Regions from separate parts of the Mus musculus genome. Here region 2 is linked to region 1. The links are chromatin loops, found by intact Hi-C in ENCODE. Cell type or tissue: heart. All regions are shown on one strand. Each heading gives the region's core, and the rest is flanking DNA. Links, peaks and the distances in the headings are about the cores only. Region 1 overlaps Efhb (EF hand domain family, member B). Region 2 holds the start of Sgo1 (shugoshin 1).

Region 1 (15,303 bases), core at 4,667-12,666:
ACTCATCATGGGAGTTTGGCAAGGAAGCCAGCCCAAGCTACATAACAGACAGTCAAGAAAGGAGGGGGTGTGCAATTCCAAAAGACTGAAACAGGAGAGCTAGGAGTTCAAGGCCATCCTCATTACCTAACAAGTTCAAGGTCAGCCTGGACTATATAAAATCAGTTCTCCATAAAGAAAAGGAAAAGAAAGGAGGAAAGAAGAAGAAGGTGAAGGAGGAAGAAAGGGAAAAAGAAAGGAGAAAGAAAATGAGGGAAGGGAGGAGGGAGGGGTTTGGAAGAGTTTGCCTCACTTTAAACTGTTTAGTTGAGACAGGGTCTCTATTCAGCCCAGGTTTGCCTTGGACTCAGTCTTTATGTTTCAGTCCTTCCTCTCTCTCTCCTCTCTCTCTCTCTCTCTCTCTCTCTCTCTCTCTCTCTCTCTCTCTCTCTCTCTCTCTCTCTCTCCTTCTCTCTAAGATTTATTTATTATATGTGTTTGAGTACTTTATCTGCATAAACACCTGCATATAAGAGGGCATCAAATCCCATTACAGATGGTAGTGAGCCACCATGTGATTGCTGGGAACTGAACTCAGGACTCCTGGAAGAACAGTCAATGTTCTTAACCACTGAGCTGAGCCATCTCTCCAGCCCACCCGCTTCAATCTCTTAATGCTGAGATCACAGGTATGAGCAACCACTTTCACAAATAAATAACATTTAAAATGTATTGTTGTGTGTGTGCGTAGCAGAATGCCTCACATGCCATGGCCCACATATGGAGGTCAGAGTACAAGCTTGTGGGGTGAGTTCTCCCCTTTCAACTTTACATATGTTCCAGAAATTAAGCTCAAGTCTCCAACCTTGCATGTCAAGTACCTTTACCCACTGAGGTATCATGCCAGCCCTGATAACTTTTGAATGAAAAGGATGAAGAAAATTGAATATGGTAGTTCATGCCTGCAATCTCAGCACCCCAGAGGCTAAGGAAGGAGAATTCCTCTTAGGTCAAGGCCAACCTGGGGTACATGAGTTCCAAGCCAGCCTAGACTACAGAATAATACCTTGCTTTGATGGGGACACAAGAGGGAAGAAGGGAGGGAGAAAGGGAAGGATGTGGAGAGAGAGAGAGAGAAAGAGAGAGAGAGAGAGAGAGAGAGAGAGAGAGAGAGAGAGAGAGGGAGAGAGATGGCAAGAAGGGAAAGTACTCACATACATGTAAATGCATGCAGAAGCCAGCAGTCAACTCAGCTACTGTTCCCCAAGTTCTGTCTATCCTATTTTTGAGGCAGTCATTTCTGGGACCCAAAGCTTACTGATTAAGTTGGCAATAAGCCCCAGGGTTCTGCCTGTCCCCCACTCTCTGGCACTAGGTTTACAAACTCACACAATGTTGGATGAACTGTCTCTTCAGCCAGAAGATTTTGTTTTTATGGTTTTCAACCATAGTATAATAGATAAATATGCTAGTACATTTTTATCACCTGTGACAAATTATAATTCAAAATAAAGTGAATGAAAATTGTAAATAGGGCTGGAGAGATGGCTCAGCGGTTAAGAGCACTGACTGCTCTCCCAGAGGTCCTGAGTTCAAATCCCAGCATCCACATGGTGGCTCACAACCATCTGTAATGGGATCTGATGTCCTTCTCTGGGGTGTCTGAAGACAACTACAGTGTACTTACATATAATAAATAAATAAATCTTTAAAAAAAGAAAAATTGCTAAATAGTTGTTAAATAACAAAATTAACAAAAGATAACAAATTGTTTTGTATAGTTAAAATATACAGAGGTAGAACTAGTTAATCAAAGTTAGATAGGGTATTTACGATGGCATTGTCATCCAGACGACAATTTTGAGGTCCTCAGAATATGTAAATTCTGCTTCCTCTCTGTCCAGCTTCTGCTCTCCTTATGATGGGAAGATCTACTTGCAGCCACGGGCTTTCAGTTCAATTTTTTAGCATTACTTTCTCAACAACCTGATAGTTTTTCCAGTATTAAGGTCCTATGCTCATTATGAGCTGAACCAGGACAGCAACACACATGCTAAGGAAGACTACAAGTCTTGAATCTCACACAAAAATCTATGGGCCACTAAGATGCTCACAGCAGAAGGAAAGTCCTCCCCAGGGAAGAGCACACCAATTGTTTATCCAATACTAGTTAATCACCCTTGAAAACATACATTATACAGACTGAACAGGTTATATTTAAAAATATACATATGTAACAATACCTAATGGGAAAGAGGTCATAAATTGGAAAGACAGTAGGGGAGAAAGGAAAGGGAGAAATAATGTAATTATATTACAATCTGAAAGGCAATTTGAAATAAATAGATGCACTTCTAATGCAGACCTTTGAGGTAGGATTACACATGTCCTTTATCCAGATCTTGAGGCAGGAAGACACACCTTTAACCTAGGCCACACCTTCGGTTGAAAGTCTATGTAAGAAAATGGAAGAAGGAAACCTTTGCTCTTTGCCTGCTCTCCCTTGCATTTCTAGCAAGTCCTTTCCTCTCCTGACAATGCAGCCTAATTCTTCAGGGTTTCAAGCGTACACTGAAATAGATAGCATGAACACTGAAAACTAGCTGAGACATCCTGCCTTGTAGACTGAGCAACTACTAGATTCTTGGACTTTCTGTGCCTAGCCAGTCACTGTTGGATTAGTTGGACTGCAGCCTGTCAGTCATTCCAGTAAGTCCTCTTTCTGTATATATGGATAGATTATAAAAGTTGTTGCTCTAGAGAACTCTGACTTGTACACCAGAATCTTCCCAATTATGGAACTTTCACAGTGAGAACTGTGAGTTGAGGGAGGGGGGGAGGGAGGGAGGGAGGGAGGGAGGGAGGGAGGGAGGGAGGGAGGGAGGAGAGACCAGTACCATTGGCCTGTTTTCTTTGTATTGAGCGATGAAGCACAATATAGACAACTTCCTCTGACACGTGTGGCCAGGTGGTTGGACAGATGAGCAATACACATATACGCAGTTGTGTGACCTGATAAATTCTTAACTCCTGGGGCAGGACTGAAGGTGGTAGATTCTGGTGTTTTACTTGATAGAATGATCTCACCACATCTCATAACAAGCTACCAATTAATCTAGTACTGGAGAGAGAGGCTCACGCCTGACCTCTGTGGCCTGTGAGGGGCAGACTCTAGCACACCACTGTGTACTGTTTGGCTACTACACTTCTGTGGGTTTTCTGTAGTTCTTAAATTTCTCCAAAATATTTTTTCTGTTTTTGTTTTTGAAACAGGGTTTCACTTGGTAGCCTAGGCTTAGCCAGGAAGTTACTTATGTAGCCCAGGGTGGTCTTGAATTAACAGCAATCATTCAGATTGCATCTATAGTCAGGAAGCAGAGAGAGGTGGAAAAATGGTAAGAAAATAGTAAGCTAGTGGCCATTATGCAATTGTTGGGTCTTAAGACTACTTCCTACATCCTGCTTTTTCAATAACCTGCTTCTCTTAGGAGTCCTGGAGACCAAAGGCACCCTAAGAAACCATCTTTTCATATCAGAGCTGAAATACAGTAACAAAGCATTAGAGGCAAAATAGTATGAACTTGGGATCACAAAACAACCAAATCTCAGAGGTGCTAATATGGGTGGTGTCCTCAGGCCTGCCAAACATTACTAACTTTCATCATCATTCTAAGCTCTGACCACTGCGAAGCAGGAGGCTCCTACATCACTCTTCAATTTCTTCAAGGCTTTCGAATTCACAAGAAGATGAAGTCATATCCACAGGCATAGGAGTTAAACCAAAGTAACGACCAAGTTCCAACACACAGCAAAACCAGGACATTTTAGATGAATATAGATTTAATCTGCTTTGCTTAAATGTGTAAGTTCCCAAAAATATCAATCACATGGCCGTTTTACACTTGACGAGGTCTGCATGCAGTAGCTCATCTAGAACGTTCCTGATAGTTTCAACACAAACTTCTCCTCGCTGGTGTTTTTTTGAAGCAAGATTCCACACATTTTCGAATTCTTCCTTAGAAAGCTTGACTCCAATGTTAGTTAATATATCTGAAATCTAGAAACAATGAATTTAAGTCCAGAACAAGATTTATGTTTTTAATTTTGTATTTTAAAAATTAAGTACATAAAATAAAATATATATTTTAAAAAGCTTTTTAACATTTAATATGGCAGTCACTGGTCCTCCACAAAAGTACATGTGTTCACATATGCATATGTGCCCATACATATGAAATTAGTAGATATCAAAGTTGTAGTACTTTTCAGGCATTGTGGGAGTGCATTCCTGTAGCTCCAGCACTTGGGAGGCTAAAGCAGGAATGTTGAAGTTCAAAGCCAGCCTGGGCTACATAGTGAGTTTGAGATAAGCCTGTACTGTAGAGTGAGACCTTTTCTCATTCTTATTTATTTTTATTTTTAAATACAAACAAAGGTACGAAGGTGCTGGCTGCCAAGACCTTAATTTGATTCTCTAATCCCACATAATAGAAGGAGAGAACCAACTCCCTCAAGGTGTCCTCTGACATCCACACATACTCAGGCATACATGAAATACATAGGCACATGTGCACACACACATAAATAAATTATATTTTTTAAAATGTAACTCCCAAAATAAAAATTCAGTAAATGTAAGTGAAGAAAAGCAGGTGGACATCGTCATCTGTGCTTGTCATCACTTGGGAGGCAGAGGCAGAAAGATGCTCTTGAGTTGAAGGCCTACTTGGCCTACATAGTGAGACCCTGTTTGAAGGGGGAAAGAATTATATAATATACTGAGGGAAGAAAAAGAAAAAAAACTTTGAAGCACATTACAACCAAACTAAGTATCATTCATCAAGAATCCTATATTCGGGCTAGAGAGATGGCTCAGTGGTTAAGAGCACTGACTGCTCTTCCAGAGGTCCTGAGTTTAATTCCCAGTAACCACATGGTGGCTCACAACCATATGTAATGGGATCTGATGCCCTCTTCTGGTGTGTCTGAAGACAGCTATCATGTACTCACATACATAAAATAATTAAATAAATCTAAAAATTTAAAAAGATAAGAATCCTATATTCTGAAAAGTCAAAACTGATAGTCATGGCCTGGGGCTGGGGCTAGGGCTGGGGCTTACCTCAAAAAGCTCTTGCCTATCATGCACAAACCCTGGATTTGATCTCCAGCACCACAAGTGCCAGGCACATACCTACACTCAGGAGGTGGAGGTGAGAGGATCAGAAGTTCAAAACCAGCCTCAGCCATGCAGCTGATTCAGAGGCTGGCCTGGACTACACAAGATGATGATAAAAATGATGATGATGATAAATGTTGTGCATCAGATTAGAAGCAATATGTAATCTCTGAACTCAGTAGGAGGAATCAAGAGGATCGTGACTTCAAATTCAGCCCGGGCTACCTAGCAAAGCTCAGTCTCAAAATAAAACAAGTCAATACGACACTAGTCAAGTATGTCTGTTCATGTCTGCAATCCCAATGCTTTGGGAAGCCGAGACAGAAAAGCCACCAAGCCCTGTAGGCCAGTGTGGGCTGGGCTGCACAGTGAGTACCAGGCCAGAGCGGGGTAAGCAGTGGATGCCATCTCGAAAAAACAAAATTAAAAGACAACAGCAACAACCGTGGTCACAAAAATAATAGTGATCATTGCCAAGTCCAAGGTTGGAGGTGATCTCTGTACCTCTTCCTTTGACCTTGTCTTGAAGAAGTCTCTCTCAAATACACCTTTCTGGGAGAAGATGGAGGGGTGCAGCAGAGAGTAAGCATTGCCTTCGTCACCGTAGTTATTCATGTCACTGACTCGACGAATCCGGGGAGCAGAGATGTCAGATCGAATGGTTGGAACACCGAATATGGGGTGACCTAGGTCATCAATGAGGGAGACAAAGACATCCTGAAACCCAGCTGTAGAACAGCAGCCATGAGCCACACTTGGCCACAGACCCCTTGAAATGTAGCTAGCCTAACAATGTGCTTGCATAAAATCCAAACACTGCATAAAAAGAAGAGTGTAGCCAAACACAGCAGTATTCACCTTGGTTCCAAGGAAATGGTGGGCTGAAGGCCAGAGAATAATACTTGAACACAGACATCCAAGTTGAGCTTAGGAAAGCATTCAACATTCTCATCCATGACTGTCTCAGTTTTATTAATATAGAATTGCTTTTGAACTTGGGCCATCGTCAAGAGGTCGGTCAAACTTACCCGTGAGACCTCGGGGTGCTTACAATACACAGTTAAACATAAGGCCTTGAGAAACTCTAGAGTCAGATGCAGAGAGCAACTAGGGACGCTGCAAGAGCACACTAGGAACACTGCCCTTCCAGATGTGCAAATCGATTAACTGGACAAGGGATGAGGCATGCTTACACATGGAGGGGACAGCTCCAACCACAGCGTTGATCTCAGAAGACGTTGTCTTATACTGGTGAGAAACTTTGTCACCTGGTCTCTGGATTGTCCGGAGAGTCTCTTCTGAACTTCCTGGTTCTTTGGGGACAATGTCTTCAGGATTTATCAGGAGACTTGGTTCAGCTTCTCCCATGCTAGTATCAGTAACGTTTTCACAGTCTGGTTTTTTACCTTTAAGAAAAACCCAAAGGAGGAGACAAGAAAGCACAGGAAGATGTCAGTTCTTGGTGCCTGGTGCTCTGTAACAAGCTGGATTATTTGCTTCAGTAGGTAAAGGCACTGGCCACTTGCCACCAAGCCTGACAACCTACATTAGAGCCCTGGGAGCCACATGGTAGAATAAACTGACTCCCTCAAATTATCCTCTGACCTTCACATGCACGCCATGACATGTTCAACCCCATACACGCACACACACTCTAATAACAGCAATAATAGTGATAATGGTAATAATAAATGCAATGGTTTTTAAGGATGGATTTCCTTTGTAGCGTCTTCCTATCGGTGGAAATGAGCACTCACGAAGCACGTTCCCAGAGCCAATACTCCACTGTGGAACAGCAAGCTCAGGCCAATGTCAGATGTGACCCCAATATGGCCTCACATCTCTTTCTGCTGCTCCATTTACTTTCTACCACAGAAATCTTTCCAGTCTGAGAACCAAAACTAGAGAACTCTCTCTTTTTTTTTCTTTCAATGCCACAGTAGAACCCAGAACCTCATGAAAGCTAGATACGTGCTCCACCGCTCAACTGACTCCTCTGTTCTCTCTTTAACTCAAGCTTAACCTCCAGTTAGCTTGAACTACACCGATTTCCCTAAGACTGAGCCCTAGGTGAAGATGAAAGACACAGTTGGAATCAAAATTCCACACATGAGCTGGGGAGATGGCTCAGTAAAGGTACTTGCCACCAAGCCTAATGACATGCTGGAGAGAGAGACTTGGCTGCTGTATGTTGTCCTCTGATCTCCACGGACGTACTGTGACACACATTGTGAGCACACACACACAGAGTAAGTGTTAAAAGAAACTATTTTTTAGATTTGTTTTTATGGGTTTTGGGGTTTGGGGAGCTTTGTAGTTTTGCGGAGGAGGTTGTCACTGGTTTTTGTTTGTTTAGTTGGTTTGTTTGGTTTGGTTTTGTGTCTATGTATGTGTCTGGACATCAGATGTGTGGCTGGTGCTGTCAGAAAACAAAAGAGGCATCAGATCCCCCAGAACTGAAGTTCCAGATGATTGTGAGCCACCATGTGGATGCTGGGAATCCTGGGTCCTCTTCGTGAGCAACACCACCAAACTATCTTTCCAACTGCAGTATGAAAAAGTTAAAAAGATAATCCCACATTTACTCGGATTAGGAAGGCAGAGTATGGCCCATCCAGAGAAGAGATAAGAACATACTGTGAGCTGCCCCGCCTCCACCCCACCTCTCTGCTTCTCTTAGTAACTTCCTACAAATTAGTGAGCACAGAAAAGCCCAGGGCTGTGGGTGGCTCAGCGGAAGCATGTGGTGCAGTTAGCACCTGAGACCAAGCCCACTGCCAAAGGGTGAGACAAATGTGAGGTAGAATTGAAATAGCAGAGTGACTTTGTGAGTCAGTCACTTCAGACTTCCCTTCAACGCGCTAGCTATTCCACAGACACCACTTGAGGGCGCTGTGATGTTTTCACAGCCAGAGAAGAATGCTGGGTAATGCACGCAGGGGTTGTAAATGAGAGCTCCAAGGAACTGTACCCCACGGATCTACAATATGGGGGGCTGCCTTGCCTTGAAAGGTACAGAGCCTCTACCCAGACAGCCCGGTAAAAGAGAGACAAGAAGACAGGCAGACAGACAGACACCTTTAAAGGCAGAAAACTGCACGGTTTGAAAAGTCGTTGGCCATAAAACTGAAAGGTGGTCTTAACTGTACTTTCCTCTGTGAAATCCAGCCGTGAGTCAAAATGTGGCATACAAAAATGAGGGCATGGTGGTACAGACCTATAATCCCAGCACTAGGCGGCTGGGGGGGGGGGGCGGGGACAGGGATGGGGAAGAGGAGGGCAAATTCTAAAACAGACTGGAATAAATAACAACAAACCTTGACTCAAAAACAAAACTATAAAACAAGAAAAAGAAAGGAGGGAGAAGGAGGGAGGGAGGGAAACACACACACACCCAAAAAATCAGAGCCTCTATGAACCAACCAGCCACCACCTTAAATATGTGCCCTAAAATCTAGATAATAAAATCCTCAAGAACTCTACTGATGGCAGAGGAAGAGGAAGCAGGAGGACCATGATGTGCAGTGGCAACCTTGGCTGCTCAACTATCTCCCACCACCCTCCCACTGCCTGCCCCCAAAGAACTCCATTGAAAGCATTGTTCCAGGTGGCAAAGGCCTGTGAGACTAAAGCAGGAGTACTGTGAGTCTAGGGTTAAGTCTGGACAGCAAAGGCAGGCCTTGTCTCAAAGAAAAGGGGGAGAAAGGAGGAAGGGAAAGAGGGGAGGGGAAGGAAAGGAGAGGAGAAAGGGAGGGGAGAGAGAAGGAACGAAGGATGAGAGAAGAGAGGGAAGAAGAGAGGGAGGGAGGGAGGGAGGGAGGGAGGGAGGGAGGGAGGGAGGGAGGGAGGGAGGGAGGGAGGGAGGGAGGGAAGAGAGGAAAGAAGGAAGGATCAAATACCAGGAATAAGTGAATAAATTGGGCCTTATGGAGCATACTGAGGAGCCCTGGCAGGAGGATCCAGCATGGACCACAAAATGCATCTCTGACTCAAAAAACAAAACAAGAGACCAGATGTAAGAGTACATGAACTCAGGAGATGAAAAAAGGAATTGCAATGCAAATAATAATAATGATGATGATAATATAAAAAATAAAGGAACTGCTTGGTTTGAAAACAATCCTCTACTTTCTATTACCATGTGTTGTACCAAGAAATGTGGCTCATATTTATATTCCTAGCACTTGAGGATCAGAGTCAAGAGGGTTGTCACATGTTTGGGGGCCAGCCTGGGCTACAAAGTGAGAATATGTCTTAAATTAAATTAATTTAAATTTAAAAAATAAAAAGGTCAGAGAGATGTGTGAGCCATCAGGTAAAGGTGCTTGTCTCCAGGCCTGACCACAGTTCTATCCCTAGGACCCACATGAGAAAATGAGAGGCAACTACCCAGAGTTGTCCACTGAACCATATACACATGCGCACACATAAAGACAACAAAATTATAATGAAAAACATCAAAAAGGGAAAGAAAAGAAAAAAATGTTGCCCCTCTATTTCTGAGAGGGTGGAAACAACTGTGTTTGGTGAGATATTGGCAAGTGAGAAAATGATCCATAGCATTCTCCATGACTGAAGAGGAAGGTGTCCCGTACAGAAAGGGTCCACTCACCAAGAAAGGCAAAATGGGAGAGGGGGGGTAGTTTTAGCCTTACAGAATGACAGGCCAATCCAAGTGTACTGGCTGGTTTTGTGTAAACTTGACACGAGCTGGAGTTATCACAGAGAAAGAGCTTCAGTTGGGGAAGTGCCTCCATGAGATCCAACTGTAAGGCATTTTCTCAATTAGTGATCAAGGGGGAAAGGTCCCTTGTGGGTGGTGCCATCTCTGGGCTGGTTTGTCTTGAGTTCTATAAGAGACTGAGCAAGCCAGTAATGAACATCCCTCCATGGCTTTTGCATCAGCTCCTGCTTTCTGACCTGCTTGAGTTCCAGTCCTGACTTCCTTTGGTGATGAACAGAGGTATGGAAGTGTAAGCCGAATAAACCCTTTCCTCCCCAACTTGCTTCTTGGTCATGATGTTTGTGCAGGAATAGAGACCCTGACTAAGACACCAATGAATAAAAGTAGAAATAGCAGCATCATTACTTTTAGAGGAGAGACATTCTAGAGGGGAAATTTTAAAATGTCAGTAAGTTTTCTCAAAGTTAATCCCAGCAACCAGGTGTTAAAAATGGAAGCCAAAGCAACATTGTTATTTACCATACAACCTGTAACCTCCAAACTCAGTCTCTAGGGCCTCCTAACCTTAGATGATAAAACTGTACATTTAGGAGGGGGAAAAAAAGCAATCATTTAGAAAAGCAAGGGAAAACAAACCTGTTCCCGAGACATTAGAAACAGAAAGCTTTTGAGGAATGATATTCAGAAAATGACCTATATTGCTTTTAAAATACCTGGAAAGAAGCTAAATTTCAGAGTGAAGGAGGTTTAGGAAATCCGAACCACATAAAGAAATTAGGCAAAACTGAAGATAGACTTGTACAAACCACAAAAGAATCTGCTCACTCCAGAGAAAATTGAAGGCTAAATTTTTGTTTGGTTTTGTTTGTTTGAAGCTAGGGTCTCAGTTAGCCCAGGCTAGCCTTAAACTCACTATGTATCTTACATCCCAAATAGTAGGGATGTAAGTGTATTTCACCCGGCTAGGCTTTGATTTGCTTTTGTGTTTGTTGTGACAGGTTTCCCACGAATCCCTGACTGGCCAGGAATCACCATCCTATCAGACCGGTCTCAAACTTACAGCTATCTTCCTACTTCTGCCTCCCAAGTGCTAAGGTCACAGGCACACGGCACCACACTAGTTCTGAAAACTACATTAAACAATAAAAATGGTTCACTGATAGTTATTTTGAACACAGGTTGGGCAGAACCATGTGGCCTTGGACCTCTTCTACCCGTCTGGTAGCTAAATGGTTAATATAAACTGATGTGATAATATTAAAAGCCTGAGCAAAGGGGCTGGTGAGATGGCTCAGTGGGTAAGAGCACCCGACTGCTCTTCCGAAGGTCCGAAGTTCAAATCCCAGCAACCACATGGTGGCTCACAACCATCCGTAACGAGATCTGACTCCCTCTTCTGGAGTGTCTGAAGACAGCTACAGTGTACTTACATATAATAAATAAATAAATCTGTTAAAAAAAAAAAAAAAAGCCTGAGCAAAGAAACAAAAAGAAACTCCCTCCCTTGGGTCCTGTGGCAGCTGATCACAAAGGCTGTGTATCACTAATGCTGTCCAGGCCAAACCTGCTCTCAGTCAAATGCTGTAGATCTGAGCACTGACTGCAGTATAGCAACAACAGAACCTCTAAGGGACAGGGAAGCTTTGCAGAGCTCCGTCCATGTCTTAGATCAGAGCAAGGGACATGGTTCCGATTACCAATGATAAATCTCTGAATAGATGCTGACACACTTCACCTCTACAAGCCAGCTCAGAGAAATTTAAAAAGTAGCCAAAGCTAAAATAATTGAAGCAAGAAAGAGGATGCTGGAGAGATGTTCAGCAGTTGACAATACTTTTATTGTTCAGAGGATCCAGGTTCAATACCATGGAACCTACATGGAACCTTATAACCAACCATCTGTAACTTCAGTTCCACGGTGACCTCAAGGTCACCAGGCAAGTACATGATGCACATGCACACAGGCAGGCAAAACACTTACACATAAAACAAATCTAAAAAGAATGTTTAAGCAAGAAATAAAAAGTAGCTGGGCGTGGTAGGGTTTGACTATAATCCCAACACTTGAGAGGCCAAGGCAGGAGGATTACTGCTAGTTCAAGATCAAAGCTAGACTGCCCTATATAGTGAAATTCTGCCTTTAAAAAATAACAAAATCTACGGGCTGACTGGAGAGATGGCTCAGTGGTTAAGAGCACTGACTGTTAAGAGCACTGACTGTTCTTCCAAAGGTCCTGAGTTCAATTCCCAGCAACCACATGGTGGCTCACAACCATCTGCAATGTGATCTGATGCCCTTTTCTGGTGTGTCTGAAGACAACTAAAACAAAAACCACAAGAGATTGTAGAGATGTCTCAGGGGTTAAGAGTCTGTAGTCTTACAAAGGATGTGGTTCACTTCCCTTTCTTCCCATTACCACATCAGAAGAGTCATCTGCCTGTAACTCCAATTCCTGAGGTCCCCACACCCTCTTAGGAACTCCAAGAGTGCTTTGAACATACACCTATATGAAGATGTGCACATATACACATAATTTAAAATAAAAGTGAATTTTTAAAAACATCCCAAATTTATCCAAGAAAGAAGAAAGAAGGGACAAGGGGAGGAGGTCAGGGGGACAGGCATAGTCACATATGTGTGCAATTCCAGCACTCAGGAGGTAGCAGCAGAAAAGTCAGGAGGTCTGAGTTGCCACAGCTACATAGAATGTTTGGGACAAACATGGGCTATGAGAAACTTTGCCTCAAAAGACACAGACAGGGCAGAAGGAGGAGGAAAAAAGGCAGAAGAGAGAAGATATGAAAGAAATACTTTCAAATATTTGATGAAAAAAGATTAATTCTCTTCATAAGCCAAGTATGCCAGAGCAGACCTATACTCCACTTCCTCCTATACTCGGGAGGCTGACTTCTATGCCAACAGGAACAGTAGAGAGAGACTGTAACAAAACATAAATAAATAATCAAAAAGTGGGGGAGAATAGATATATACCTCTAATCCATGCACGTGGGAGCCAAAACCAGAAATATCATTAGAAAGTTCATGGGCTAGCCTGTTCTAGAACTGAGTTTCAAACCATCAAGGGCTACATTTAGGAAACCTTATCTCAAAACAAACAAAACAAAACATACCTATATGGTTTTAGTGGTGCAAGAAGATAACATATAAATATGAAAATACTGTAATCTAAAGATCACCAGGCCTATCTTGCCGAAAGCAGTCTATAGATTCAATGCAATCCCCATCAAAATTCCAACTCAATTTTTCATAGAGTTAGAAAGAGCAATTCTCTAATTCATTTGGAATAACAAAAAACCCAGGATAGCAAAAACTATTCTCAACAATAAAAGAACTTCTGGGGGAATCACCATCCCTGACCTCAAGCTGTACTACAGAGCAATAGTGATAAAAACTGCATGGTATTGGTACAGAGCCAGGCAGGGTGATCAATGGAGTAGAACTGAAGATCCAGAAATGAACCCACAAGCCTATGGTCACTTGATCTTTGACAAAGGAGCTAAAACCATCCAGTGAAAAAAATGACAGCATTCTCAATAAATAATACAGGTTCAACTGGCAGTCAACAAGTAGAAGAAGGCAAATTGATCCATTCTTATCTCCCTGTACAAAGTTCAAGTCCAAGTGGATCAAGGACCTCCACATAAAACCAGATACACTGAAACTAACAGAAAAGAAAGTGGGGAAAAGCCTCAGACATGGGCACAGGGGGAAAGTTCCTGAACAGAACACCAATGGCTTATGCTCTAAGATCAACAATCGACAAATGGAACCTCATAAAACTGCAAAGCTTCTGTACCGCAAAGGACATTGTCAATAGGGCAAAATAGCAACCAACAGATTGGGAAAAGATCTTTACCAATGCTGCATCTGATAGAGGGCTAATATCAAATACATACAAAGAACTCAAGAAGATAGATTCCAGAAAACCAAATAACCCTATTAAAAAATGGGGAACAGAGCTAAACAGAGAATTCTCAACTGGGGAAACTGAGGGAAAGGTTGAGAAGCATCTAGAGATTTGTTCAACATCCTTAGTCATCAGGATAATGCAAATCAAAACAACCCTGAGATTCTACCTCACACCAGTCAGAATGGCTAAGATCAAAAACTCAGGTGACAGCAGATGCTGACTAGGATGTGGAGGAAGAGGAACACTCCTCCACTGCTGGTGGGATTGCAAGCTGGTACAACCACTCTGGAAATCAATTTGGCTGTTCCTCAGAAAATTGGACGTAGTACTACCTGAGGACCCAGCAATACCATTCCTGGGCATATACCCAGAAGATGCTCCAACACGTAAAAAGGACACATGCTCTACTATGTTCATAGCAGCCTTATTTATAATAGCTAGAAGCTGGAAAGAACCCAGATGTCCTCAACAGAGGAATGGATACAGAAAATGTGGTACATTTACACAATAGAATACTACTCAGCTATTAAAACCAATGGCTTCATGAAATTCACAGACAAATGGATGGAACTAGAAAATATCCTGAGTGAGGTAACTCAGTCACAAAAGAACACACATGGTATGTACTCACTGATAAGTGGATATTAGTCCAAACGTTCGGAATACCCAAGACTCAATTCACAGAGCATATGAAGCCCAAGAAGAAAAACCAAAGTGTAGATGCTTCAGTCCTTCTTAGAAGGGGGAGTAAAATACTCACAGGAGGAAATATAAAGACAAAGTGTAAAGCAGAGACTAAAGAAAAGCCCATCCAGAGACTGCCCCACCTGGGGATCCATCCCATATACAGTCACCAAACCCGGATTCTATCGTGGATGCCAGGAAGTGCTTACTGATGGGAGCCTGATGTAGCTGTCTCCTGAGAGGCTCTGCCAGTGCCTGACAAATACAGAGGTGGATGCTCACAGCCAACCATTGGACTTAGCGTGGGATCCCCGATGGAGGAGTTGCAGAAGGGACTGAAGGAGCTGAGGAGGTTTGCAACCCCAAGGGGGGAGCAACAGTGTCAACAGGCCAGAAACCTCCCCTCTCAAATTCCCAGGGACTGGACCACCAACTAAAGTGTACATGGGGAGGGACCTATGGCTCCAGCTGTGTATGTCGCAGAGGATGGCCTTGTTGGACATGACTGGGAGGAGCAGCCCTTGGGTCTGAGGGTGTTCTGTGCCCCAGTGTAGGGGAAAGCCAAGGTGGGAAGACAAGTGGGTGGATGTGTTGGGGAGCACCCTCATAGAGGCAGGAGGAGGGGGGATGGGATTGGAGGTTTCTGAAGGGGAGACCTAGGAAAGGGAAAACATTTGAAACGTAAATAAAGAAAATATCCAATAAAAAAAAAAAAATCACAAGGCCTGATAACACAGAACTGTAATCCCAGAAACTCAGGCTGAATCAGGAAGATTACAAATCCTGCCTGAGTTACTTAGTAAATCGAGGCAAGTTAGTGAGACTCTCTCAAAATAAAAAGTAAA
Region 2 (15,300 bases), core at 1-8,000, 290 kb after region 1:
CTCTACAAGGTTAAGAAACAAGGGCAAGCCAAATGGCAGCACACAAGTTTTGGTGATCTTGACACAGCAACAGAGCACATGGTTTAAATGAGATAGGGTTTTACTATACAGACCTGGCCAGCCTAAAATTAAACTCCCTATGTAGACCAGGCTGGGGTGGGCCCTTACAGAGATCTGAATGCCTGTTTCTCCAGCGCAGGTATTAAAGCTATGAACACCATGCTTGGTCCCCTTTTTTTAATTTCCCCATTTTTCTTTTTGAAGTTCTGTTGTGAGGGAGAAACAAAGAAAAAAAAAAAAAAACCAAACAGATGAAAACCTGACCAAGAGTGGTTTCACCTTGAAGGCCAGAGTTTCTACAGACACTACACCTCTTAACTATAATATAAATATATCACATATAAAATATAAAGATTTACTATAAAACATAGGAACTACTAGAAAATGGTAGTACAAAAGAAACATGCTTTTAAAACTTCTCTTCTTTGTGTATACATTTTTAAAACATTATTTACTTATTTGGGGGGAGGCACGAGGAAGCATGCATAGAGATCAGAGGACAGCTTCTTTTGGTGGGGGGAGAGGGTCAGTTCTCTTTCCAGCACGGCGAGTCCCAATGACTGGACTCAGCTCATCAGGATTGTATCAACCGGCGGCAAACCCAATGATGTCTTTGGCTCCAAATCTTCACTTTTCTTCCACAATTACTTTTGCAGTGCTGAGGACGAATGAACTCAGGACCTTGTACATTCTAAACAAGTATTCCACTTCTGAGCTACAGACTCAGCCCAAGAAAACCTTACACTAAAATATCTCAACCTGCGCATGGCAGCACTTAGATGGCTGAGGCAGGAAGACTTTGGGGCCAGTCTGGTCTACACAGTGAGCTTGAGACCAGCCTGGTCGACATATTGAGATCTTGTCAGAAACAAACAAAGAAACAACGCTAAGCTCTCTACTACTGAAAAACCAACCTTGCGCACTGAAGTACAGGTACAGGATGGCTCACAAGTGATCACATGCATGTGTGACAGAGAAACAAGCAAAGCACCTGATATTAAATGCTAAGTACATATCAGCAACTAACTAGTAACAATACACTTAACGGAAAGTCATCAATAGATGGCATCGAAGGCGCGAGAATAATAGAATTTTTCCCCCTACTGTTTTGAGGCTTATGTCATTAAGTAGTCACTGAACACTGGTTCTTCTAATTTCAGCAAAAACTCTGCGAAGTAGGGGCTGGAGGTATGTATGGCTCAGCAGTTAAGAGTGTGAACAGCTCTTTGGGAGAACCCAAGTCTGGTTTCCAGCACCTATTTCAAGTGGCTCAAAATGCCTGTAACTCCACTCCGATGAGGATCCAATGTCTCTGGCTTCCATGTGCACACACACTCACATACATATACTTGCACATACTCACATACATATATTCACACCACTCACACACACACACACACACACACACACACACACACACACACACAATTAAAAAGGAATTGTTTAAAAACTGGAAAACCATGGGGGAGATTCAGAAACCATTAGGTTTACACTGTACTAACTGAAAAAGGAGGAAAAAAGATTAAGTGTTGAAGGAAAACAATCTTTAAAAAGTAATTGAAATCTTAGAGAAAAGTCATGAAATCATATGTAGGCTTCAAAAATCTCTTCTAGAGATGAGGTCTCATTGTGCAGTTCAGGTTGACCCATAACTTGGGTCTTTCTGAGTTAGCATATTGAGTTCTGGCATCACAAAATCGCAGGTATACATGACACTCAGGAAGAAATAGCACCTTCTAGAAAGACAACTGTCTTCGATAACGTCAATATACACATTATATGTGAGGGCACATATATGTATGTTACTTATTTCTATATAACACCTAATGTTATCCTCTGAACTACACACAGACACACACACAGAGTAAATGGATATAATGAAGTATTTTTTTAAAAAGTGACTCTCCGAAGAATACTTAAGAATATTTTCCATATCTAAATCTATATAAAGCTGAACTGCATATGGCAAAACTACACAGAAAAGTTTTGTACTGAATATACCTGAGTAGTTTCTTCACTTTGTCGGGAAGTTAGCTTCTCTTTCAATGCATACAGCTGACAAGTAAGGTAGTAGCATTCTTTTCTCAGTTGCAGGATGACATCCTGTGCTTCTCTCACTTTGGATTTCTCATTTTCCAAAGCCAAGACTAACAACCTGTTGTTATCTTGGTAATATCTCAGTAGTGTAGCAGTGTTAGCTATAAGATAAAATTTTCAGTTAGTAAGCCTCAACCTAGAAGGTGAAGCAGAGGCTAGAGATATCTCTCAATGGCTAGGAGTGCTTGCTAAGAAACCAATGAGGCCCACAGGTCAAATCCCCTAAAGAGCCAGGTGTGGTCCTGCACACTGGTGACTCTATCTGCTGTGGCAGGACGGAGGGAAGGTAAGGTGTTAAAGGTGTGTGGAGACAGGAGGATCTCTGGGGCTTGACTGGCTGCCACAATAGTTCCTTGTTCAGTGAGAGACCCTTTGCAGGGGAACAGGGCAGAGATTAATAGCAGGACTCCAGAACTTCTACTACAGCAACACCCCACTGTGCTCCACACACAAAGAAACACACACAACACACACAAATGCCACACTTTCAAAGTAAGAATGCTGGAAGAAGACAACACAAAATTCTCTTACTGGGTACTTGGCCCGGTGCAACAATAAAGGACTTGCGTTTCCCAATCCCCGCCAAATTTTTATTCCTTTTTTCTTTCATTCGATTCTTAATGTCTTCAAGGGTATCTTGAAAGGACCTTTTCTGACACCTTTCCTTAGCCATCTTTGTCTTTGAATTAAAAACAAAACAAAAAAAAAAAAAACCAATGAACACTTCTCAGATATTTTTTAAACATAAAATTTAAGAAACATAGGCTGTTCATCAAGAAGGGATTACAAAAGACTAAATTGTAAACTTACTTCAAAAAAAGCAATATTTTGATTTTCTGCTTAGAAATATTAAGTCAGGTGTTGTAGAATAATCCAAGCTACTAAAAAGGCTAAGGCAGGTGGGTCATAGATTTATGCTTGGGCTACATAGTGAAATTCATCTAAAACAAAACAAGAAGAAAAAAGATGTTAGAATCAAGCCATCATAAGAAAAAAAATCCCATAAAATGTCATTCATGCTTTTGCTATAACCTTATCTTCTACTATTTCATAGGAAAGTATTAAATAACTCCAGAAAGTATCAATTATTCATCTTATAGTAAATATTCATTGGAGGCGTACAACATTCTAGGCTCTATGGGAACTTATTATTTTGGGACAGGATATTGCTGTTACCCAGTCTGGTTTTGAACTTAAGAGCTCTCATGTCCTTCCTACCTCAGCCTCCTGAGTAGCTGGGACCACAAATGTATGAGCCATAAGCAGACTTACTTTTCTTACAATGTTTATAGCCAACCTTTAGTGTTTAGGATTACAGTATTAGTTCAGAAGCAATTTATATGTATATCTGGGTTTCTGTTTGGCAGCTTTTCTCTAGTAATTTTGGGGCTGAGAAAACATGTATTCATGTTAATAACAGTAGCGTGCTTCAAGCAAAATAAACTTCCTGGTCTCAAAATTGTAAACTGTTGCCAACCACAATGTGTGCATATAATTGTCACCACAAGAACTATCTTGATTCATCTCCTTTTAGTTAAGTGTTTTCTTGAATCTCTTCTTGAGTATTCTCACCAGGACGTATTTTCCTCCACGCATAATGAAGCCTTAAATTGGTACTGTATATCTTATCTAACCCTTTATTTTTACCAATGTGTATATACGATAGATTGGAGAGGGGAGTTCAACAGAATAAATGCAACGACTTCTTATAAGAATGGGTGGGTCACCATCAAGTTTTAAAAGTTTGCACCGGAGACATCTGAGTGACACACAGAATGAATAACTGATAGAGTTAAAGTTAATTACAGTTTGTTCGCGTGCGCGAGCACAGTGGGATGGAAATCGGGCCTTGTGCGTGCTAGACAGTGCAAGTCGGCGAGAACACCCCTTCCTCCGGCCCCTATCTAAAAAGTTTTTGCTACTTTGATTGAGCAAAAGCCCTGTCGATTTCGGGGTGCTCGCTTTCGCGAGCGGAACGCGTCGTCCGGTCGGAGAGATACCTCCAGTCCCGCCGCCCGTACCGCTCCGTACCTCGGCCACTCAGGTCCGGACGAGCAGATGCAACCTCCCGCTCCGCCGCGCTCCGCAGCTACCGCCGCCACATTCGAAATTCTGCGTTACGCGTATCCATTGGCTGGCCGGACACCATCACGTGACACTCCGGCCCGCCCTTCTCCGTAGACGCAGCGCCCGGCCCCGGGGAATGGCATCACGTGGCGCGCCTGCGCACGCGCAGCTGTGGCTGGGGTGGGGTAGAGGGGGTGGAGTCAGGCTGGAATTGAGGCCTTGGCTCGGCGTCCGCCTTCCCACAGCCTAGAGATCTAGCGACTTTGAGACTGGGTCTTGTCTGGGTGCGTCCCTGACTTCCGGTTAGACCTGGGGTGTTGACGCAGGCCTGAGAGCCCAGCTCTCAGAAGGCTGAGGCAGGAGAATGACGAGTTCGAGTTGAAGCCTGAGTTGGAGCACGAAAGATCCAAACAGATCCTGGCGTGGCTTGTCAGGGCGCCCAAGGCCGCGCAGCTCTTGTGCTCCGGGGCGCGCCCGTGTGGCAAACGTCCATCCAGCACGTTTAGCGCAGGCTCAGCGAAAGGACTGATGTGAGAGACTGGGCTCTCCAGGTTCAGCCCGCTGGCGAGATCTGCGGGTGGGCCTGGCTGATTCAAGAAGAAACGCCAAGTGACAGCCCGATCCTGTCCTGTGCATTTACGGAAGAGATTTACAACCGGCTGCGCTCACCTCAGAAGTCATTGTAGTGCAGCAGCCGTGACTGAATTAGAAGGTCATCTTGTGGGATCCGTTTTTTAAAGTGCTTTCCCGGGAACAATCTAAACTTCTTTATCAGTTCCTGATAATAGTCAAGGAATTGGGTTTAGTCATGCTGAGAAAAGTTCGGCACGCTTACACATCAGGCAGCGTTACTGGGTAGTTCTGAAGGCACACAAAGAAAATGGGAAGGGGAAGGTGGCAGCAGGGAGCCCTACCACAAGACATTTGGAGCCTCCACAGTTGAGTGATTGCTTCATAAGTCATATCCTTGGCAGATGTCTTGTGCCATAAGGTAGATAGATATACGTAGCCAATATAACAAGTTATATTTTACTATGCTGGTCATCACACAAGGTTCACACTCTTAATTTCTTACCTAGGGTCCTAAGATTATCGTTCCACGGCTGCTCATTTATGGCTCTCTTCTTTGTTTTCTGTTTGTTTTTGTTTTTGAGACAGGGTCTTCTTGTAGCCCAGGATGACCTCTAACTCCTTACGCTGTAGAGAAGTCTCTCTGTGTACCTTTGACTGTCTTGGAACTCACTATATATTTGAGGTTGGCCTCAAATGCAAACAGATCCACCTGCTTCTGTCTCTTGAATGCTAGATTAAATGTGTGTACCACCATGTCCATCTCCTAAAAAAGTTTGGTTTTGGTCTGTTTATTTGGCATTCAAAAAACAAAACAAAGCAAAACAAAACAACGGGTTAAGGCAGGTTTTTTACACAGCCTAAGCAGACTTCAAATTCGTGATATTTCTGCGATGACCAGGAACACACAGAGATATGCTAGTCTTGGCCTCCCAAGTGCTGACATTAAAAAAAATTTTTTAAAAAAGATTCCTTTGGAAATGTGGATATGATCCAGATATCAAAAGCTTTTGCTGCTCTTGCAGAGGACCTGAGTTCAGTTCTGAGCACCCATGTCAGGCAGCTCACAACCACCTCTGACTTCAGCTCCAGATTTGATGCCCTCTTCATGGGCACCTGTGTACAGCATGTGGCATACGTGATCAAAGAGAACACATACATATATACAAAAATAAGAATTAAAAAACCCTTTGAAAGATTCTTTAATACTTACCATGTCATGTGCTGTGTATTAATTTGAATAGCATACAAATGTTAGAAACTTGGTGACCAAAAGTTTTAAGGAATTTGTCAGAACCAAAATGCAGCAAACTATCACATCATTTTGGTACCCACTTATATTGGCTTAGTCTTTTCCTTTGTTGAGCAGTCCCAAGCTGTGGAGAACCTATATAAGTGTACAGTAGACAGACAGGCTGGGGAAAGTCCTACTTTTTAGATTGCTTGTAGCTTTCATCTGCATGTTTTAGAAATGTATCTTAACCACTTGAAATAACTTATTAAACCTCAGAATCCTTGCTGTATACTTCTATTTTAGAGGGTTGAATTTCTCAGCCTAGTGCCAAGAATGTAAGTATTTAATTGAATTTACTGCCTGTGGCAGTTTGGATATGCTTGGGCTATGGGAAATGGCACTATGAGGAGGCCTTGTTGGAGGGAGTGTGTCACTCTTTAGGCAGGCTTTGAGGGCTCCCAGGCTTAATTGAATGCTGCTGAAACAGTCTCTTTCTTTCTGTCTTCAGATCAAAATGTAGACCTCTCATCTCCTCCTAAACCATGTCTATCTGCAGGCTGCCATGCTTCCTGCCATGATGATAATGAACTGAACCCCTGAAACTGTAAGCCAGCTCCAATTAAATGCTGTCCTTTATAAGAGTTGCCTTGGTCATGGTGTCTCTTCACCATAGAAACCCTAACTAAGATGCTGGCCGTGCTGGCGTTTTGTTTGTTTGTTTTTGAGACAGCGTCTCATTATGTAGCTTTGGCTGGCTTGGACATAGGTATGTGGATCAGACTGACCTAGAACTCATACAACCTACTGTCTTTGCCTCCTAAGTGTGTGTTTAAGGTATGAGCCACTACACTGCATTCCTATTTTGGCATATTAAATCTCCCCTGTAGGCTCATGGGTTTGAACACTTTATCTCTACATGGTAACGCTGTTTCGGGTGGTTGTAAAACCTTAGGCTATGAGACACAGCTGGAGGAGGTGGGAGGGTTGGGGATGACTGCTTTGGGCCTAGGCTCTCTCTGCTCTGCTCAGTGGCATGTACAAGCATTTACTGCACACTCCCACTGCCACACATCTAGTCTGTCATCCTGCCTTTCCTGCCATGATGGACTTACAACTCCTGAACCATCTCTCCTCCCTTAAGTTGCTTCTGTCATGTATTTCATCACAGCAACATAAACACATGTAACGTAAGCGCATGCTCTGCTCTGTGCCAGGGCGTTCTATGTATTGCTTTATTTATTTTTTATCTTTTTTTTTTTTCCAGAGCTGAGGACCGAACCCAGGGCCTTGCGCTTGCTAGGCAAGTGCTCTACCTCTGAGCTAAATCCCCAACCCCTTATTTATTTTTTTAAATCATAATAAGTCTATGGTGTTTATTGTTAAAAACTGTGTACTTACTCAACATGATATAGAGATATTCATACACAAATAGGTGTATTTGTGTGTTTCTTTAACTTGGATGAGTGTTTGCTTGCATGTGTGCATGCACATTATGTCTACTACCTGTGGAGTCAGGAGAAAACAGCAACCTCTGGGAACTGGACTTACAGATGTGGGTGCTAGAAAACTGAACTGAAGTTCTTTGCAAGACAACAAGTGCTCTTTACTGCTGATCCTTCACTCTAGACTCAGTAGATTTTTTTAAAATTTGGTATATATATATTTTTTTTTTTCCCGGAGAGATAGGGACAGATATACAGATAGACAGAGACAGAGATAGGAGTTGGGAGGATGAAGATGTAGGGAGGGTCTGGGAGGACTTGGGGGAGAGGAAACCATGATTAGATTATGTTGGATGAAAAAATTGTTTTAATGAAAAGAAAAAGAAAAGGTATACTCTAAAAATGGTGTTTAGGCTTGTTTTGGTTAACAATGCAGATAATTGGTAATCTAAAGATCTGCTTTTTTTTTTTTTTTTAATTTACTTTGCAGTTGCATTTTTTTTTTTTTTCCAAGACAGGGTTTCTCTATGTAGGCTGTCCTGGAACTCATGCTGTAGACCAGGCTGGCCTGGGGCTGCATTTTTATATAACACACAATATGAGCTTATCATTTTCATCTCCTCTATTGCTTTCTTTTCTCTCCCTGCCTCCTTGATTTTATACTTTTCCAATCCTTGAATAGTCAGTTTTTTTACTTTGATGTCCCCTGTACCACTCTAAATTCTACATAGGAGTAAAAACCCATACAATATTGTCTTTTAGAGTGTGTCATATTTCTCTTAGCATGGTGGTGTCCAGTTCCATCTGTTTTCCTGCAGTGATATCACTTTGTTCTTTGTAGTTGAATAAATCTCTGTTGTTTCTGTTTGATCTACTCACCTACTGATGGACATTGAGCTAGATCCATATCTTGGCCTTTTCGGCATCTAATAGATGATCATGTGATTTTTTTCCTAGTTTGCTTATATGGTGGCTTACGTTAATGAATTTTTGTATATTGAACCATCTCTACATCCCTGAGATGAAACCTACTTGATCATGGTGCATGATGTTTTGCTGTGTTCTTAGATTTAGTTTGAGAGTATTTTACTGAGTATTTTTGCATCACTGTTCATAAAGGAAATTGGTCCAGATTATAGGTGTGTAAGGCTACACCTGTCTCAGTCATTATTTTGATTACAATGTTTCTGTGTAAATGATATTTATATATGTATTTTTATATTCATAGTTTTGTATTTCCTAAGTCTTTTATGTTTTTCAGTAAGAAAAGAGGTTGTATCTTTTAGGAACTCATACTCCTTTTGTTCTTAATTCCTTTGTGCTGACCTATTCATTTGGTTTGTTTCTTGCCTAGAAAATTCCTTGGTTTCTATGATGTGGATTTTCTGGTGTTTTTCTTCTCTCTCTCTCTCTCTCTCTCTCTCTCTCTCTCTCTCTCTCTCTCTCTCTTTCTCTCTCTCTCTTTCTTCCTTTCTTTGAGACAGGGTCTCTATTATGTATCCCCGACTGACCTGTAACTCTGTAATCCAGACTGGCTTCAAGCTCACTGAGATCCACTTGCTTCAGTCTCCTAAGGGCTCGGAAAAAGGAATACACCACCCATACAAGGCTAGTGATGAATTTTTAAGATATTATTTGACTCTTGGTTTTGAAGGAAATAATCATTTGGTGTGGAATTACAGACTGGCAGATTTTTCTCAGTTGTTGGAATCTGTTTCCTTGTTTGGCCTGGCAGGCATCCCTGTCTCAACCTCTCTTGTTCCTCTCTTCAGAATGTGGCTCCTCCTTGTGGCTGCTTGAAAGATTTTCTCTTTCTTAGATTTTAAGCCATTTGACTGTGATGGATCTATTTCTCTCTTTAAGGATCCTCTCTAAGATCACTCACATCATTTGTGTTAGTCTATTGGAACCCACCAGCAGCCTACGAATGCTCCTTTAATCTGTGCTTTGTTTCATTCTTCTATTTTTCCTTCTTTGAAGGAAATATTTTTCTAAATGCAGATGACCTGAACTCACAAAGATCATGGTGCATGTGTGGAGACCAGACTACTTTCAGGGTTAGTTCTCTTTCTACTGGCAAGCCATCTTTTCTTTCTTTTTCACTCTAATCCAGGCTGTCCTCCCAACTTGTCCTCCAATCCTTCTGCCTCATTCTGAGCATCTCAACATTTTGGATATTATAAACTCCATACTGGCAAGCCATCTTTTCTTCCTTTTGGAGACAGGATCTCACTCTAACCCAGCCTGACCTCCAACTTGTGGCAATCCTTCTGCCTCATTCTGAGCATTGAGGTTACAGATACTAGCCACCATGTCAAATTTTCTTCCTTTCTCATCTTTCCGTTCTTCCCCCTTTCTCTCACTTTTAGAAGTCCCCCCCCCCATTTTCTGAGATTTAGTCAGTCACTAAAGACAAGAAGCTAGAAGTTACAAAGAATTTATTCTTATGTGTTTTTGTGAATGTAACATATGTGCAGGTACCTGGGGAGTTTGAAGAGAGCACATTGGATCCCCCGGAGCTGGAGTTATTGGCAGTTGTGAACCACCTGACAGGTCACTAAGTGTTCTTAACCAGTGATCCATCTCTCCAGCCCATTATCATCTTCTGACTTAAGAACTTTGTTTTTTCTGCATCAACTCATCAACATGTGGAGACCTAACAGTACATTGCCTAGGATCGTGTTTGGTGAGATGGGCTAGACCCTGATCCACAGTGACTATTACTGCCCCCTTGGTTTTCTGGACACAGTGGCCTCACTCTTGCAACCCACCTGCCTTATACTACCAAGTTACTACTCCTTTTAAAAACCAGAATAGTCACATGTATCTGCCATATTACAGAAGTATATAAAGCCAAAGTGCTTGCTTACCATCTTCCTGCTTAAGCTAGTATGTGAATTCAAGCTGTCACATGGAATATTAGAAAGTTGAACTACTTCCCCCACATAGTTTTAAACCTATAGTAGCACTACTTACACATACATACACTTTCGCTATTTTAAGAAAGGTGCTGAACTACATTCTAATAGTTTATCCAGTTGCCACATTAAATGCCAATGTGCCACTTTGCTGGTGACAATTGCTCAGTTTGCAGAATGTCTACCTAGAATGCATAAGACCCATAAACAGGGCATGATGGTACCTGCTAACAGGAGGACTTGGAATTTCAAGACACTCTGAGCTACACAAAGAGTTCAAGGCCAGCTCAGGCTAAATGAAGCTTATCTCAAAGCCAAACCAAACCAAACCAAACCTCCCCACTTAATAATTACTGACTTACCTGTTACAGATCAAAGTAAAAGATCCACAAGTTAGGATAAAAGAAGAATGAAAATAGAAATTTGTGCAGACTGCAGGAGCATAATTTGCATAGCACAGGGTCACATTTTGCAACCAACCCCGGACCTCAACTAGCATTCATTCTATTATGTTAATGAGGCAAGACTACAGTTTATCTCACACCAGGTTAGGCTTTCTGTCAAATCATACCAGTTGGACAGACTTCAGCCTTTTAAGCCTAGATTCTTATTTGCTAAACAAAGAGTTTTTCTGAAATGAGGCAGAAACAGGAAGATCTCAAGTTTAGGTCAGCCTGGGCTACATATTGAAACTCTATTTCAAAATTAATCAAAAAAAAATGTTGTGTCTGGCCAGCAGATCACAGGTTTGTATGAAGTGAGCTGTAATTGCGCTTTCAAAAGATGATTACTCTTATAATTATCTTAATTAATAATATATGGGTGAGTAGAAAATCTTAAATTTGCAATCAAACTGCAAGCTGCAGTCAATGTAACAATGGCAGTCTTAACCATAATTTTTAAGTTTCTTGTGTAACGTTAGGATAATATCTACAACCTTAGGAAAGCAAAACCCAAGTTTAAAACAATTTATCATCTTTAAAATCAATATTAGAAGCATTACTATCATATTATGAAGTTTGGCTGCCAGTTAATACCTATGAATACCTATTAAAGCAAGCTTTAATGCTTTAATAAAGAGGCATTGCTTTAAATCTTATCTTAAATTTTACTATTTAGGATAGGAACCACATTAATTATTATCTAAACTAGAAATATCTTTAGAGACCCAGCCTCTGGGCCTGCCTTATGCCACGTGTCAGAAGGACTCTAAACTTGAGTTATCAAATTTAACACTAACCATCTGTAGCAATGTAACAATTATTAATCTTAACCAACAACTTATGAGCTGAATGTGAAAACATGCAGAGCACATTATCAATAAAAAGGAACCAAATGAAGCAGTTACATTTAGACCATTCAGAGAATATTAATTTTTGTAGCTACAATCATAGAATAAAAGGCACTTTACCATTTGTCAAACACATTAGTCACGAACCATTTATCAGCTTTTTTACACCGAAACTAAGAGGCTGTGCATTTGCCCTTTTCTCCTAAAACAAACAGTTTTTCTAGCAGGGGCCCTCCTGCCATGTGTCTGATTCCTGGCTGAAGCACGTGGCAGCTCTCAGCTTTGCAGATAAAGTTTTTTATACCATCTTTATTATCCAACATAAAACATAGAACATTCATTCATACAGACTGGACACGAACATACATGAATTGAACACGAGAACAGATTGGTGCACCAGACATTAGACAAGACACAAAAGGGGACACAGTACTACTTCTGCTATAAGGCCCAGAGAGAACAAAGCATGGCACTCCTGAAATTTCTCTCTGCTTTTTGGGACATTTTCCTCCCTCATGATGCAATCCGCCTGATTATTAATTTCCTTTTAATAAACCCTTTCTTTTCTCACACCTAAAAATGTAGCTTCGGAGAGCCACGGCCTACCACCTGTTATAGTTCCCAGCTCCTCTTAAGCTTCACTGCTGAACCTAAGTGAATTAGCTCTCGGGTTTAACGCTGTTTCAGCTTAGCCCATACCAACCTTCTCCGGTATGAATTTCCTTTATCCTTTAATTATTTTCTTCTTCTATGGAGCTCCAAACCAGCAGTGCCTCTTCCAAAAATCCTTTGCCATTTCTCAGTCTTGCGTTGGTTCACCAAATGTTGTGTCTGGCCAGCAGATCACAGGTTTGGGTTCTAGCCTGGAAAGGCATTTTGGAAACCTGGAAGAGAAGAGGGGATGGGCTGCGCGAGATAAGGAAGGAACCAAGACAAAGGTCTCTGCTCAAGGTTCAATTTTTACTATTGCGGCACTCAATAGTAGAAGGGGGAGGGGCCCGATTCCCGCCAAATAATCTTGAGGTCCAGTAGCAGGGTGTATGGCTACAAACAGCAAAGCGGCAGGTTCCAGCAGTGGGCGTGGCAGAACAATTGAGCGGGAAGCTCCACCCCTGAGCAAGCAGGTTTCAGGCTGGGGGAGGGGAGACTACAAAAAGAAAGACAAAAATAAGTTAAAAGTTGAAGAAACAGAATTGAACACATTAGCAACAAAATTCTGATTCCAAGTATAGCACTGTCAGAGGCCTAAATATTCTTTGATTGTAGACAGGGGTTCACTGTGTGTAGCCTGACTGTCCTGGAACTCACAGGTCTCTGCTTCTTGAGTGCTGGCACACCACCCCCACCTGACAGAATATTCTTATTTTAAAGTGTGTGGTACACGTGCATGTATGCCACAGCATGCATGTTGAAGTCAAGGGCAGCTTTGGGGATCAGGTTCTCTCCTTCCACCATATGGGGTCTAGCTCAAACAGGTCATCAAGTGTCTCTTCACACTGAACCATCTCACTGCCCCCACCAAATTTTGCTTTTAGAGCTGGTATATTAAAGTAGGAATTTTAATTTTCAGGGGCAGAGTATTCAGATACCAATGCCACCTGAGATATGTTGTGAATCACAATGCTGTACAAAAAACCACTGCTTGTTCTTAAACATATGATAATTCTAAAATCTTGGGGAAAACAAAACAAAAAATCCAAACCCCTTCTAACAGCATCTTTTAATCTGTCTGGACCAGATTTAGACTTCAGGACATTAATGAAGCAAAATGTTGCAAATATCCCAGGTTTATCTCAACTATGATCATACCATACTGCCATCTCTTACTGAAGACTTCAGTTAATAACTGTCGAGTTTAACGTGGCTGCTTATTTCCCCAATATGAATTTTTATAGAACTTACTGTTTAATTGCACATTACAGAAATCTAGGATGGACACTTAACAGTGGAATTTTATCATCCATATCCTAAATACATTTGAGTTTTAATTTTCACCAGTAAAATATAATATATATACATATATATACACACATACTTTGTTCATTTATTCATCCATTATTATTTATTGATTGATTGTGTGTGCATATACCTGTATATGAAGGTCAGAGGACAACTCCTAGGAGATAATTCTTTTCACCATATAGGACCCAAGAATGGAACTCAAGATTAGCAGGCCTGGTAGCAGCTGCCTTTACCTAATTTTCTTATCAGCCCCCAAGTGTTTTGTCCTTTAAGGATTTCTAATTTTTATGTGTATGTGGTCCTGTGCACACAAGTACAGAGGCCAAGGGGAATTGTGTGCTAACCTACATGATGCTAGTAATTGAATTCAGGTCCTCTGCTAGAAGACCACATTATTGCTTGTTATTGCTGGGTTACCTCTCAAAAGCCCACCAAAGATTTTGTTGTTGTTGTTGTTGTTGTTTGTTAATTACTTGGTGCTGGGAAGATGTTTCAGTGTTTAGGAATACTTGGTGCTCCCCTAGAGAGTTAGAGTTCAGTTCCCAGCATCCATTTGGGTGGCTCATGGCAAACTAACTTCTGCTCTAGGGAATCCAATGCTCTCTTCTGGACTCTACAGACACCCATCCTCCTCATGTGCACATACACATAATTTAAACATTAAAAAACCCCTTTATCTGAATATTTAAAAAAATTGCTGAATAGATGTTAAGAAACAGTAAAAACCATTCTTTGAAACAGTTTCATAAAAATTTAATTTAGTAATTATTTTTCATGACCTGTAGTTTTTGTTTTTTTGTTTTTTTTTGTTTTTTTTTAGTTAAGTGTTTTAAAGTCTACTGGTTAACACTGAGATTTGAATTAGGTCGTTTCCCAGTTAAAAATCCTATCTGTACAGTGTTGAGCTTACATATTCTAGAAATATTTACATGTCATACTTTGTGTTTAGCATTGAAACAGAATTAGTAAGTTGCATATGTTAATATGAACTGATGATTAATCTTTTGATCTCTTTCTCTTAAACAACAAAACACTTGTTTAGGAAACGTGCAAGCAGTCTTATGCAGAAATGGAAAAGGGTTTTGCCTGACCAAGGAACACAGTACACGAAACACCAAAGAAAGAAGAAGAGTCCTTTACAGCGAAGCAGTGATCAGTTCAGATGACCCCTATGGCCTCCTGGATGGGCACATCAAAACCACCAGGGGTCTTGGATTCCATGGAAACCTCAGACTAAAAAAGTCCATTATTCCAGCACCGCAAACAATCTCTGTCCCTATAGATGATCTATGTCAGTTTCTCATCTTAGCCACGAATGGACTTTGGCAAGTTTTGGACAAGAAGGAAGTCACTGCACTGGTAATCACCTTGTTTCATGCATATAAAGAAACCCATGTTCCTCGCCCTAAAAGCAAACCCTGGCCACCTATAGGCCTTCTTTCCCCACCAGACAGTAACATCCGAGTGCTGTTCCAGTACCAGCCTGAAAATGAAGACATTATGTCAACTGCAGATGGGACGAAAGGGTTATCTGACTCAATATATGCTGAAGCTTACACTCATCAGGGTACATTTTCTCCAAAAGTGACCCCTTATGACCCTTGCAGCACAGAAGAAAATAGCAGCTTACCCACTATAGACAGTAAGCAGGAAAGTGAG

What was found. A loop is a pair of places that touch in the nucleus more often than their neighbours do. Peaks named below come from ENCODE experiments on the same cell type or tissue, not always from the same donor. Only the 100,000 strongest peaks of a DNase experiment are listed, where the experiment ranks them.
Region 2: a loop joins it to region 1, with 2.8 times the contacts of the local background. A loop is called at or near these places in 3 of 42 quality-filtered maps.

Annotation. Positions count from the first base shown.
Region 1 is chr17:53,395,084-53,410,386 of GRCm38, forward strand. Efhb (EF hand domain family, member B) reads right to left here. Exons shown (of 13, transcript NM_172497.3): 11 at 6,352-6,564; 12 at 5,663-5,844; 13 at 3,806-4,036. The coding sequence ends at 3,863. Among named protein-coding and RNA genes, the nearest start is that of Efhb, 61 kb to the right of the region's middle. In heart, for the core only: a CTCF peak has its summit at 8,045 (motif pointing right); no DNase peak of the experiment used is centred there; H3K4me3 peaks cover 378 bases.
Region 2 is chr17:53,685,023-53,700,322 of GRCm38, forward strand. Sgo1 (shugoshin 1) reads right to left here and starts at 4,293. Exons shown (of 9, transcript NM_028232.2): 1 at 4,189-4,293; 2 at 2,968-3,098; 3 at 2,689-2,836; 4 at 2,062-2,258. The coding sequence starts at 2,830. It also overlaps the pseudogene Gm31532. In heart, for the core only: a CTCF peak has its summit at 4,707; a DNase peak (open chromatin) is centred at 4,449; H3K4me3 peaks cover 2,420 bases; H3K27ac peaks cover 2,608 bases.